Linked DNA regions of Homo sapiens: region 2 is linked to region 1. Evidence: read pairs that join two places in POLR2A ChIA-PET (ENCODE). Cell type or tissue: K562. All regions are shown on one strand. Links, peaks and the distances in the headings refer to the core of each region. The heading gives the core; the rest is flanking DNA. Region 1 has its middle 34 kb from the start of PRSS38. Region 2 overlaps SNAP47 (synaptosome associated protein 47).

What was found. ChIA-PET counts read pairs that join two places held together with the same protein. Peaks named below come from ENCODE experiments on the same cell type or tissue, not always from the same donor. Only the 100,000 strongest peaks of a DNase experiment are listed, where the experiment ranks them.
Region 2: POLR2A ChIA-PET joins it to region 1 with 5 read pairs; 2 of 35 experiments call an interaction of 5 or more read pairs at or near these places.

The regions. Positions count from the first base shown.
Region 1 is chr1:227,846,566-227,851,937 of GRCh38, forward strand. No RefSeq gene overlaps it. Among named protein-coding and RNA genes, the nearest start is that of PRSS38, 34 kb to the left of the region's middle. In K562, for the core only: CTCF peaks have their summits at 1,882 and 2,869; a DNase peak (open chromatin) is centred at 2,106.
Region 2 is chr1:227,740,748-227,746,119 of GRCh38, forward strand. The region is part of intron 1 of SNAP47 (synaptosome associated protein 47); the gene reads left to right. Among named protein-coding and RNA genes, the nearest start is that of SNAP47, 8.0 kb to the left of the region's middle. RefSeq lists enhancers at 1-492, 493-1,037 and a silencer at 1,025-1,228. In K562, for the core only: no CTCF peak of the experiment used is centred there; no DNase peak of the experiment used is centred there.

The DNA.
Region 1 (5,372 bases), core at 227-5,226:
CTCAGAAAAGGAGAAGCACAGGCCGAATCAGCTCTTTCCAGAAACAGAGGGGCGATGACACAGACACACTCCTCTGAATCTGTGGGATGTGGTCAAAGCCCAGGCCCAAGGAAAGGTCATTGCTTACATGCCTACGCCTGTACATATAAAACAGCTGCAGACATTTAAACATCCAATTGCAAAAAAAAAAAAAAAAGTGTGTGTTGTGGGGGTAACCGGAGCTGAAAGTAGACACAAGGAAGGAACAAACACGATAGAAGCATGAAGGAGCCCCAAGTCAGAAAAGCACCGAAAACTCATATTTCAAAAGTCTGCTCCTTGGAAAATATCAAACAGTGGACAGGGGTTGGAGAGATCACTAACCTACCCAACACAGGAGATAAGAACAAAAATACACAAAATGAGAAATGACAAGTGAAAATGATCCATCAACTGAGACAAGGTAAGAAACCACACGAGAGAGTGTACAACTCTATATAAATTTAAATGAAAAGCAGCACTTTTTAGGAAAAAAAGTTTACTAAAACTAACCCCAGTAGAGAGGTTTTAGGCTGGGCACTGTGGCTTATGCCTGTAATCCCAGCACTTTGGGAGGTCAAGGCAGGAGGATCACTTGAGCTCAGGAGTTCAAGGCCAGCCTGGGCAACGTAGCAAGACCCCTGTCTAAAAAAATGAGTCGGGCATGGTGGTGCACACGTGTAATCCCAGTTACTCTGGAGGCTGAGGTGGGAGGATCGCTTGAACCCTTGAGGTTGAGGCTGTAGATATGATCATGCCACTTCACTCCAGGCTGGACCACACAGTGAGACACTGTCTCAAAAAAAAAAAAAAAAAAAAAAAAAAAACAGAGAGAGAGCCAGAGAAGTTTTATTAAATAGACCAAATTTTTATAGAAGAAATTGAGACATTTAAGAAAGAATATCCCCCCCACCCCGGTAAGTTTTTGGGGAGTCAAAAGCTATATATGGATTTTTTACTGCATGGGGGGATACCAGTAACCCCAACATTGTTCAAGTGTCAACTGGACTTTCTTTTACAATTTTAAATAGTTGCCCTAGAGTTCACAATAAAGAATTACAATTAATCTATGTCCACTTTCAAAAAAACACTACCATTTCCCAGGTAGTATCTCATCTACTGATGAGACATCAATAGCATGCTTCATTTCTGTTACAGTGGTTTTGAGTTCTAGCATTTTTTTTTGTTTGGTTGGTTTTTGTCTTCACATTTTATTTTTATTTTCGTAGATTTAGGGGTGCAACTGCAGTTTTGTTACATGGATATATTGCATAGTGCTGAAGTCTAGGATTTTAGTGTAACCGTCACCCAAATAGTGAACATTTTGCCCATTAAGTAATTTCTCCTTCCTCATCCCCGTCCCACCCTCCCACCTCTCTGAGTCTCCAATATCTATTATCTGCTTTCTATATCCATGTGTACACATTATTTAGCTCCCACTTATAAGTGAGAACATATGCTAATTGACTATTTCTGAGTTGTTTCATGTAGGATAATGGCCTCCAGTTCCATCCATGTAGCTGCAAAGGACATGATTTCATTCTTTTTTATGACTAGTATTCCATGATATATATGTATATTTTCTCTATCCAACCATCTGTTGATGGACGCTCAGGTTGATTTCCTGTCTTTAGCATTTCTTTTTATTCTCTGAGTTTCACTGCTCTGCTTTCAGTGCCCCTCTGTTCTTCTATGTGGCCCACTTTTCCCATTTCAGCCCTTAGTATATTAATCCTAATACTTCAAATTCCCAGTCCAATAATTCCAAAATGTCTGCCCTATCTGAGTTTTGTTCTGATGCTTGGTCTCTTCAGGCTGTGTGGGGTTTTTGTTTTGCTTATTTTGCCTTTTAGCATGCCTTGTAACTTTTTGTTGAAAGCTAGATATGACGTATTAAGTAAGAGGATCTGAGGTAAACTGGCCATTGGTGTGAGATTTATCTGACTAGCAATTAGGCTGTTTACCGCCTCCTGAAGCTGTGGTGTTTGAGTCTGAACTTTCCCCTAATGATGTTGTTTTTGTCTCCTCTGTTGTCTTTGGGTCTCCCTGGAGACTCCTTCTTAAATAAACAAGTAGCTCTTTCTGTAATCCTCTGATATTACATAGGAACCCCACGGATGTAGTGATAAGGTGTGGGGATGAGGAAGCATTCTTTAGTTCTGTGGTTAGGTCTCAGTCTGTTAGTGAGAAGGTCACCACCCAAGTGTTTTTCTTGCCTTCACTTTCCCCCCTTAAGTGTGATGGAAAAATAATGGGCTGCATTGGGTATTTCCCAACATTCAAGGCTAGGGCAGGCTGGATTCCAGTATTTCCCTTGCCATGGGTCAGACTGATAGAACCCAAGTCAGTTAGGCTCTGGTTAAATAGTTTCCCTTGAGAGCAGGCTTTGGTCAATGAGAATAGACAGTGCTGGGCATACTTAAAATTGGCTACTTTTCTCCTTGCTCTGCCACAAACGCTGGGGGATTCTTCTCTGCTCTTCACCCTGAGAGCCTGGTGTAGCTTCCAGGACTAAAACTCATAAAAGTGTGAGGACCCCTAAAAGTGGGCCCTAAGGGGTTTTAAGCTCTCAACTTAGCCCACGCTTAGTCTCCAGCAGTTCATCAATTACCCTTTAAGTATTTCCACTGGTGCTGACTCTGCTGGGGCTTCTCCTCCCCGTAAGCTGTGATTGTCTCTGTCCACCTGTCTGTCTCTCCAGTGTTCAGGGAGGTATTTTGTTCTGTGACCTCACTTCTCTTATGAATTTAAGAACAGTTGTTGATGTTTAGTTTGTTCACCTTTTTTCTTGTTGTAAGGATGGGAGTGATAACTTCCAACCTGTTTACATGCCAAAACGGAAGCTAGATGTCACTCAGATACTTCTATAAAGAGACATCTCGTCTTCTACTATTTGGTTGCCTAGTGACAAATTTATATAGAAAAGACAATGTCTTATTCTTTTCTTTAGAAGCTCTTGAGATCATGTGATTGTTCTTTTTCACCATCTAAAGCGGGCCAATTAGCTTTTAAATGTTTTTTTTAGGTCATGGATTTAAATGTATTTGATGGGTTTCAATTCATTGCAATTATTATTTCTATGAAAGCTCAAATTGCCCCATATTTGTACAACAGGAGCTTTGCCAGCTTGGTTCCTGAGTCCTTTTAACAGTGCTGGGCATAATAGTACTAATGGTATCTGCTAGCTTTCTTTTATATGGTTTGACAAGATGTTCAGGCTCATCTGGTCTATTTCCTGCCTAAGACCTAGAGTCAGTCATTCCCCCAAGAAGTCTTGTTTTTTTGTAGTCAAACATAGTATTACAAGAGCACGATCTGAGTGCTCGGGAGATCATTGCACTGAAGTTGGGATGTAAATTCCAATTTAAGTCCAGAGCTACAGAGTTTTTACTTATATTCTTTTAAAAAAAAAGCAATCTGTAGTTTGTATTCCATATTGAAAATACTTTCATCAGTTCTAACAGTTTTAGCGTTTTGTGGGGGTTTTTTGGGTGGAGCCTTTAGGGTTTTCTATATATGAGAAATAAAATGTCATCTGAAAACAGAGACCATTTCATTTCTTCCATTCCTATTTGGATGTATTTTATTTCTTTTTCTTGCCTGGTTTCTGTGGCAAAGACTTCCAGTACCATATTAAATGGAAGTGGTGAGAGTGGGCATCCTTGCCATGTTCTTGATCTTAGAGGGAAATTTCAATTTTCATCATTGAGCATAATGTGTTTCTCAAGGAGGTGATAGCCCATAATTATTCATTTGTTTTGCCACACATTCACAAACAACAATCTCATAATCACATAATTAATGTGAACACTACCAATATGATGACTGCAAACAGCTCAGATGTTTTGGTATGGCCTTTGTTTCCTCGCAGTCTTTAATATTTGTAACTATACTTACATCGCTGGAGCACATGCCAATTATGTTCTCTTCCCTTTAACTCTCATTTAGTGTTAGTGCAACAAGTGACTGTCTATTTAATTCTGGTCCTTGAATAAATGTCTCTTATGGATGTTTCAGGAAGGGCTCATGGAAGCAACCTTCCCTGATTTCCTACAAGTATATCTGTGTTCGTTTTATTCAAAGGGCAGTCTTCCTGGATATAAGTACTTGGCTCCCTTTTTCTTTGAATAAGTATCTTACATGTGGAACTCCATTTTATTATAACATTGAGGCTTGTTGTCAAAAATATCTGATATTAATAATTCATTGTCATCCCAGCACTTTGGGAGGCCGAGGTGGGCGGATCACCTGAGGTCGGGAGTTCGAGACCAGCCTGACCAATATGGAGAAACTCTGTCTCTACTAAAAATACAAAATCAGCTGGACGTGGTGGTGCATGCCTGTAATCCCAGCTACTCGGGAGGCTGAGGCAGGAGAATCGCTTGAACTAAGGAGAGGAGGTTGCAGTGAGCTGAAATCACGCCATTGCATTCCAGCCTGAACAACAAGAGCGAAAATGCATCTCAAAAAAAAAAAAAAATTTGTTGTCTTTCTGCTATGTCATTGGTCTTAGTGTTGATCTTTCTGAATTGATTCCCAAGTAGATAATGTGCTATTTTAATACTAATATAACATTTCAAAACTTTTTCTTTTTTTCTCCAAAGTTTACTGACTCCAGGTTACCAGCCCTTGTTAAAGTTATATAGACTTGGGTTTCTTGTTTGTTTGTTTTTAGTGGCTTATTTATTCATTTATTTTTGTAGAGAAGGGTCTCACCATGTTGCCGAGGCTGGTCTCAAACTCCTGAGCTCAAGCAATCCTCCTGCCTCAGCCTTCCCAAATGCTGGGATTACAGGTGTGAGTCATCATCACACCTGGCTTCAAAACTTTTCTTAATTTAGGAAAAGTTTTAATTATATTTTATTATTTGTTCTAGTATCTGAATCTTCCTTTCTTCTTAGGAATTCTATTAGTTTTTATTTTAAACTCTTCTGCCTACTTTATTTTTAATCAATTTTATCAAACTTTACTTATCAATTTCCTTGGGTCTTTCTTACCCTTTTCTTAATTCATCTTTCGTTTTTAAAATTGCCTTCCTGTCTGCTAGCTTAATTTTCATTTATGAGATGATTTTTTAAATTTTAATATTTTCCTAAGTACTATCACCTCATTTCTATGTTTTTCTAATTCTGACTTATGCTGTTTTTTCATGTCTTGTATCTTTTTTTTTTTTTTTCCGAGACAGGGTCTCACTCTGTTGCCAAGCCTGGAGACAGTGGTGCAATCATGGCTCACTGCAGCCTCAAACTCCCGGGCTCAGGTGATTGTCCCGCCTCAGCCTCTCAATTAGCTGGGACCACAGGTTTGTGCCACCATGCCTGGCTACTTTTCTTTTTTGTAGAGACAAGGTCTCA
Region 2 (5,372 bases), core at 290-5,289, 110 kb before region 1:
TTCTTGAGGGGGAGGAAGAGAGGAGTCAGAAGTCCTGGGCCCGTGGTGACTTTACTGAGAGAGGAACTGACTCTGGTGCTGCTACACTGGGGTGCCCATTAGGGGTGGGAGGAGGTGCCCAGCAGGTGATAGGGGAGGAGCTGAAAGCTGAAGGAGGGGCTGTGAAGTTGGGGTGCCCGTTAGGGGTGGGGGCAGATGCCCAGCGGGTGACAGGAGGGGCTGTGAAATTGGGGTGCCTGTTAGGGTCAGGGACAGATGCCCAGCGGGTGATAGGGGAGGGCCTGTGAAGTTGGGTTGCCCGTTAGGGATGGGGGCAGATACCCAGCAGGTGATAGGGGAGGAGCTGATGGAAGGAATGTGAAGTTCAAGTGCCTGTTAGGGGTGGGGGCAGATCAGCGAGTGATCAGATGTCCAAGTTTGAAGCGTGAGGGAGTCTGGCTGGAGTGGGTGTTTGGGAGGCAACGGCTTGGGGGTGATGTTGAGTTTCTGGCCTGTGTTGTCTCACCTGGAAAAAGAGGGTGCAAGGAGGAGAGGTTGTGCCCTGTGCAGTCAGGTGCATGAGGAGGCTATGGCCAAGGAGAGTGGACGCAGGCACTCATGGAAGTGGGGCTGGAGACCTGGAGAGGGTAGTGGCCAGGGAGCCAGGGTGCAGTGACTCTCAGCAAGGCCCCTTGGCTCATGGGCCAGGTCCAGCTACCACATTTTTGTAAGTGAGGTCCTGTGGGGTGGCACACCCCATGTTGATGTCTTGTGTGTGGCCACTTTCATTCCACCCCAGCAGAGCTGTGTAGTGGTGACGGAGACCATGCGTGGTCCTTCACGGAGAGTGCAGTGCCTGGCATGGGAGGGCCGGAGAGGTCTGGGGGCTGAGAGAGAGAGGGTGGGATCAGGGCCCCGGGAGGAGGGTCTGGCCTTGGAGGTGAAAAGGGACCACGTTCTCCTGTGGCCTCTGTGTGGGGCCAGGCGTGTCGTCGGGTAGGGGAATGGCTGGCCGGCGTGGGGGCCGTGTTCAAGATTGGGCTGCTTCTGATGTTCCATGGGGTGTCTTCACTTCCGTCCTTGCACTGCATCTCCGTTGACTAAGGTTTTCTGGGAAAGAAGCCCTGGAAACCTGCAGTTGGAAAAGGGTGGCTACAAGTTTCTCTTCTTGCTTCTTCCTGGGCTGTTGTCAAACTTGAATACTTTCCTTATATTTATTGTTTAAAATGTGATAATGAGAAGAGCCTTGGTTATTCATGTCCTAATTTTTTGGTCTTTTTTTTCTTTTTTTTCTTTTTTTATTTTATTTTATTATTATTATACTTTAAGTTTTAGGGTACGTGTGCACAATGTGCAGGTTAGTTACATATGTATACATGTGCCATGCTGGTGTGCTGCACCCACTAACTCGTCATTTAGCATTAGGTATATCTCCTAATGCTATCCCTCCCCCCTGCCCCTAGCCCACAACAGTCCCCAGAGTGTGATGTTCTCCTTCCTGTGTCCATGTGTTCTCATTGTTCAATTAGACGGAATTTCACTCTGTTGCCCAGGCTGGAGTGCAGTGGTACAATCACGACTCACTGCAGCCTGGACCTCCCAGGCTCAAGTGATCCTCCTACCTCAGCCTCCTGAGTAGCTGGGACCACAGGTGCACACCAGCATGCCCAGCTTTCTTTTTGAATTTGAAAGATTTTAGAGCTGGTGACCTTAGGTCTTTTAGTTATTTTGACGGTGGGTAAAAAGGTCCAGAAGGTGAGGTGATGTTTCCAGAGCTGTAAACTGTGCTGCAACACCAGTAACAGGACTTCTCCGGGGAGGTTGTGCATAATTTCCCTCCACACTCCTGAAATACCTCCCAACCATGCCTGCTTAGCAATGGTTAGCACACATTCACTGTCCACACCGTGTCTAGCTCTCTGTATAGAGGTGGTGGTGGTGAGGCGTGGTCCCTCCCCTCGAAGGCCAGGTATGGCTGAGGTCTGGGCAGCCTCTTCAGCCAGGAGCATGGGCACAGCAACTCCAGGGCTGAGCAGGGAGGGCCACAGCCCCTCCTGTGGGTACTGGCTTGCCTGACTTTGAGGAGCATGACTGAGTTGGTGTAGTTTATCCTCCTCCTAATTCTGAGAAGCAGACATCTTTGTGTCCCCATAGTCCAGAGCCTGCTGGGTGGCCTTGCAGCTGCTGTGGCAGAACGGCATCATGGGTCCTGTGTGTGGCCTGCCGACCCTCGCCATGGCCCTGGTGGGGAGTGGGTGGCCCTGGAGGGGGTGGGTCCTGTGTATGGCCCACTGGGCCCTTGCTGTGACCCTGGGGGTGTAGCTAGGTTGACCATGGTACTGAAGGTCTTGGCGCCCTCTTCTGTGTCTCCTGAGGGGCCATGTGGGGTGCTCAGGTGAGTATTCCCCGGTTGCAGAGGAAGGTGCAGTGAGATACCTGCTGCCTAGGGCTCCCTCTGGCCTCCTCCTGGTGGTGAGAGATGGTGTCGCCTAGGAAGGGCGGCTCTGGCCCACCCACGGATCTGCTTGGCCTTGGTGTGTGCTGCAAACCCACCTGTCAGGCCCTCCCCAGAAGAGGAGGCCAGCCTTAAATCTCCTAGAGCCTTCCTGGGCAGGGAGAGTGCGAGGTGCTTTGTGTTTGTTGATGTTGGGGTTCCCTGCAGTCTGGCTGAGACAGGTTCTCACAAGGCCTCCCGTGGGCTCCGGCCTCCCATGGGCTCCAGCCTCCCTGAGCCCCGCCTCTCCTCTGTGACTGGGTGCTGTAGTCACTGCTGGCCTCGGCCCCTTGCTGCCTCTGCATTGCGTGTTCGAGACTACAGAAGGCTCACCTTCCCGGCAGTCCCAGGCCTTGCAGGCTCTTCTAGAAGGTTCTCTGACACCTGCTCCCTTCACTGCTCAGTGGCAGTCACAGGCCGTGTCATCGTTGCTGGTCTTTGAATGTCACTATCTGTCTGCTCCCCTGGACCTCCCTTGGTGCCTGGACTGTGTCCTTTGTCTCCTTAGATACCCATACCCTAAGAGCTGCTTTCTTGGAGTTGGGAGACGGGGTCAGCCAAGGTGCCCTGGGTTCCTTGAGCTTTCACCACAATAAGCTGTCTACAGCATCCCTCGAACCCTGACATTTTTATTATTTGTAAGTCTCGTATCTTATTGTGTGTTGATGATAGAATTCTCTTACTTAATATAGCAGCTTCCTTTTCAGCTTCTCCTAATCTCAGGTACAGCCGACCTTCAGTACCTGTGGTTTGGTCCCAGGACCTCCTGCAGACGCCGAGGTCCCTGGTGTGAAGTGGCGTGGTATCACGTGTCCTCTCTGTGCGTCCTGCCATCAGCCTTATGTCATCTCTGTCACTTACAAGCCTGCCACGGTGGCGTGCTGTGGTTGGTGCTGTGTTGCTTAGGGAATAAAGACAGGAAAAACAGTCTGTGTATGTTCAGTGCAGGGACAGCTTTTTTTTTTTTTTTTTAGTATTTTTTGACCTGTGGGTTGTTGAATCCACGGATGTGGAGCCCAAGGATGTGGCGGGCTGGCTGTACTGGTGATTAGTGATCAGTTCACACGAGCAATGAGAGCTGGTGATCTGGACTGATCTACAGAGTGGACACCAACAGCTGATTGGCATGTATGCATGTCTGGGAAATTCAGTCCTGACCTTTCTACGGAGATTTAAGAGGAATACTGGGAGGTATTTGTGGAATACTTAAGCCACATCAGCGTAGAAGTTAAATTCATTGTGCTGTGAAGGAGTCGGGTCATTTCGCTTTAATGTGGCCCCTTACTTTTGTATATATTGAGCACATTGCAAGTGAAGTTTCCTCCCCCTCCTCTCTTCCCCTTCTCCCTCCCTCCCCCTCCTCTCCTTCCTCCTCATCCTTCTGTGTGTGAGCTTTTGTGGTTAGGTGTTGTCTATGGCCAGCTCTGTTCAGATACTAAAAACAGAGAGACCAATGGCAGATCCTGGGTGTGGCAACGCCCTGGCAGTCATGAAACAGGTGGATTCAAGAAAACGGCAGGCCCTAGGCGCTCCTGCCTGCCAGGCCAAGCTAGTGCTTGTGGGTGCTCCTGGGTGCTCCCAGGGATAGTCCTGCCTCGGGGAGTGGCTGTGCTGTGCCAAGCACCTGGGAGCGCCCTGCTGACCTCATGAGGCTGTGGGGCCACACAACTGTCAGCCCCACTCAGGGATAGGGGCAGGAGGGAGGGGCTCGCTCACTTGCCTGAGCCCACAGCCTTGGGTGGAGCTGGTTGCCCTGACTCTGCACCTGTATTGTCGGTGAGAGGAAGCGTGCCAGGATCTGTGTGGCCTGTGTGGCTGTGCTCTTCTCCCTGGGCTTTTGCCTGAGGCAGTGGTTTCAAATGCTCTTGGAATTGTAGCACCCAGCTGAAATTTAGTTCTGGTACACCTGTCATGCATGCGTTTATTAATTTTAATGTGATTTTCTATTGTTTGTTATAAACATCCAATAAACCTTTAATTGAACCATTATGTACAGAAATACCAACGAATCAAAACAGAGCATGCAAAATCACAAGTGCACCCAGGGCAAGGGGTGGACAGAAGCAGCCCCACAGAGGCCCCTGCAGGGCCTTCCCCTCTCCCCAGGTGCAGCCATCTTCCTGACCTCCTAATGTTGAACTTTTCATATGCTTACTTTCCAAACGAAATAAAATTTGTAGAAAGTCTTGATGTCCCCGAATAGAAACATCTTAGGGTGTTGTGAGCTGAGAGCGGGTGTGTGGCATTTGCTGCCTAAATACTTAGTGGCATCAGAGAGCAGTCTGGTGTGAAGGACCCACACCCCAGAATAGAGTGGCCTTGCAGATGTCATACACATCACCCAGGGGCTACATGGGTCTGAGACGGCTTCTACCTTCCTGTAGGAGGCCCCAGCCTTGATGGTCTCAGCTGTCTCGGCACAGCGGGCTTCCTGTCTGCCTGGGTCCCAGGTGGATGCTACACACATGGTGGATCAGTGTCACAGCTGGAGAGCCCCGGGTTCAGGAACTCCCCCATGCTGTAATGGGCATGTCAGCAAGACAAGCCTGCTTACCTCTGCCCCCAGAGGAGACGGCATCCTTAGTACCCGGCTCACATCCTCTCTCTGGCCAAGAGGGAGAAACCAGTCGCAGCCCCAGGCTGCTCGCCACGCAGGCATTCTGGAAAACAGTCTGGGCCAAAGCTGCCACGGACACTCAGGGATGTGAGGAGAGGTGCATCCCATCCACATCCACCCAGTCTCATCCTGTCTAGGCTTCCAGCGGGATTTCTCATTGATTAGCCTGGCTGGGACCAAATCTGTCCAGTCACAGGGCATTCAGTCAAGGCTGCCACCTCAGCCATGCCCCAGGGGCCCAGCTGCACAGACATCTGAAAGCCCCAAACATCCATCCCATTC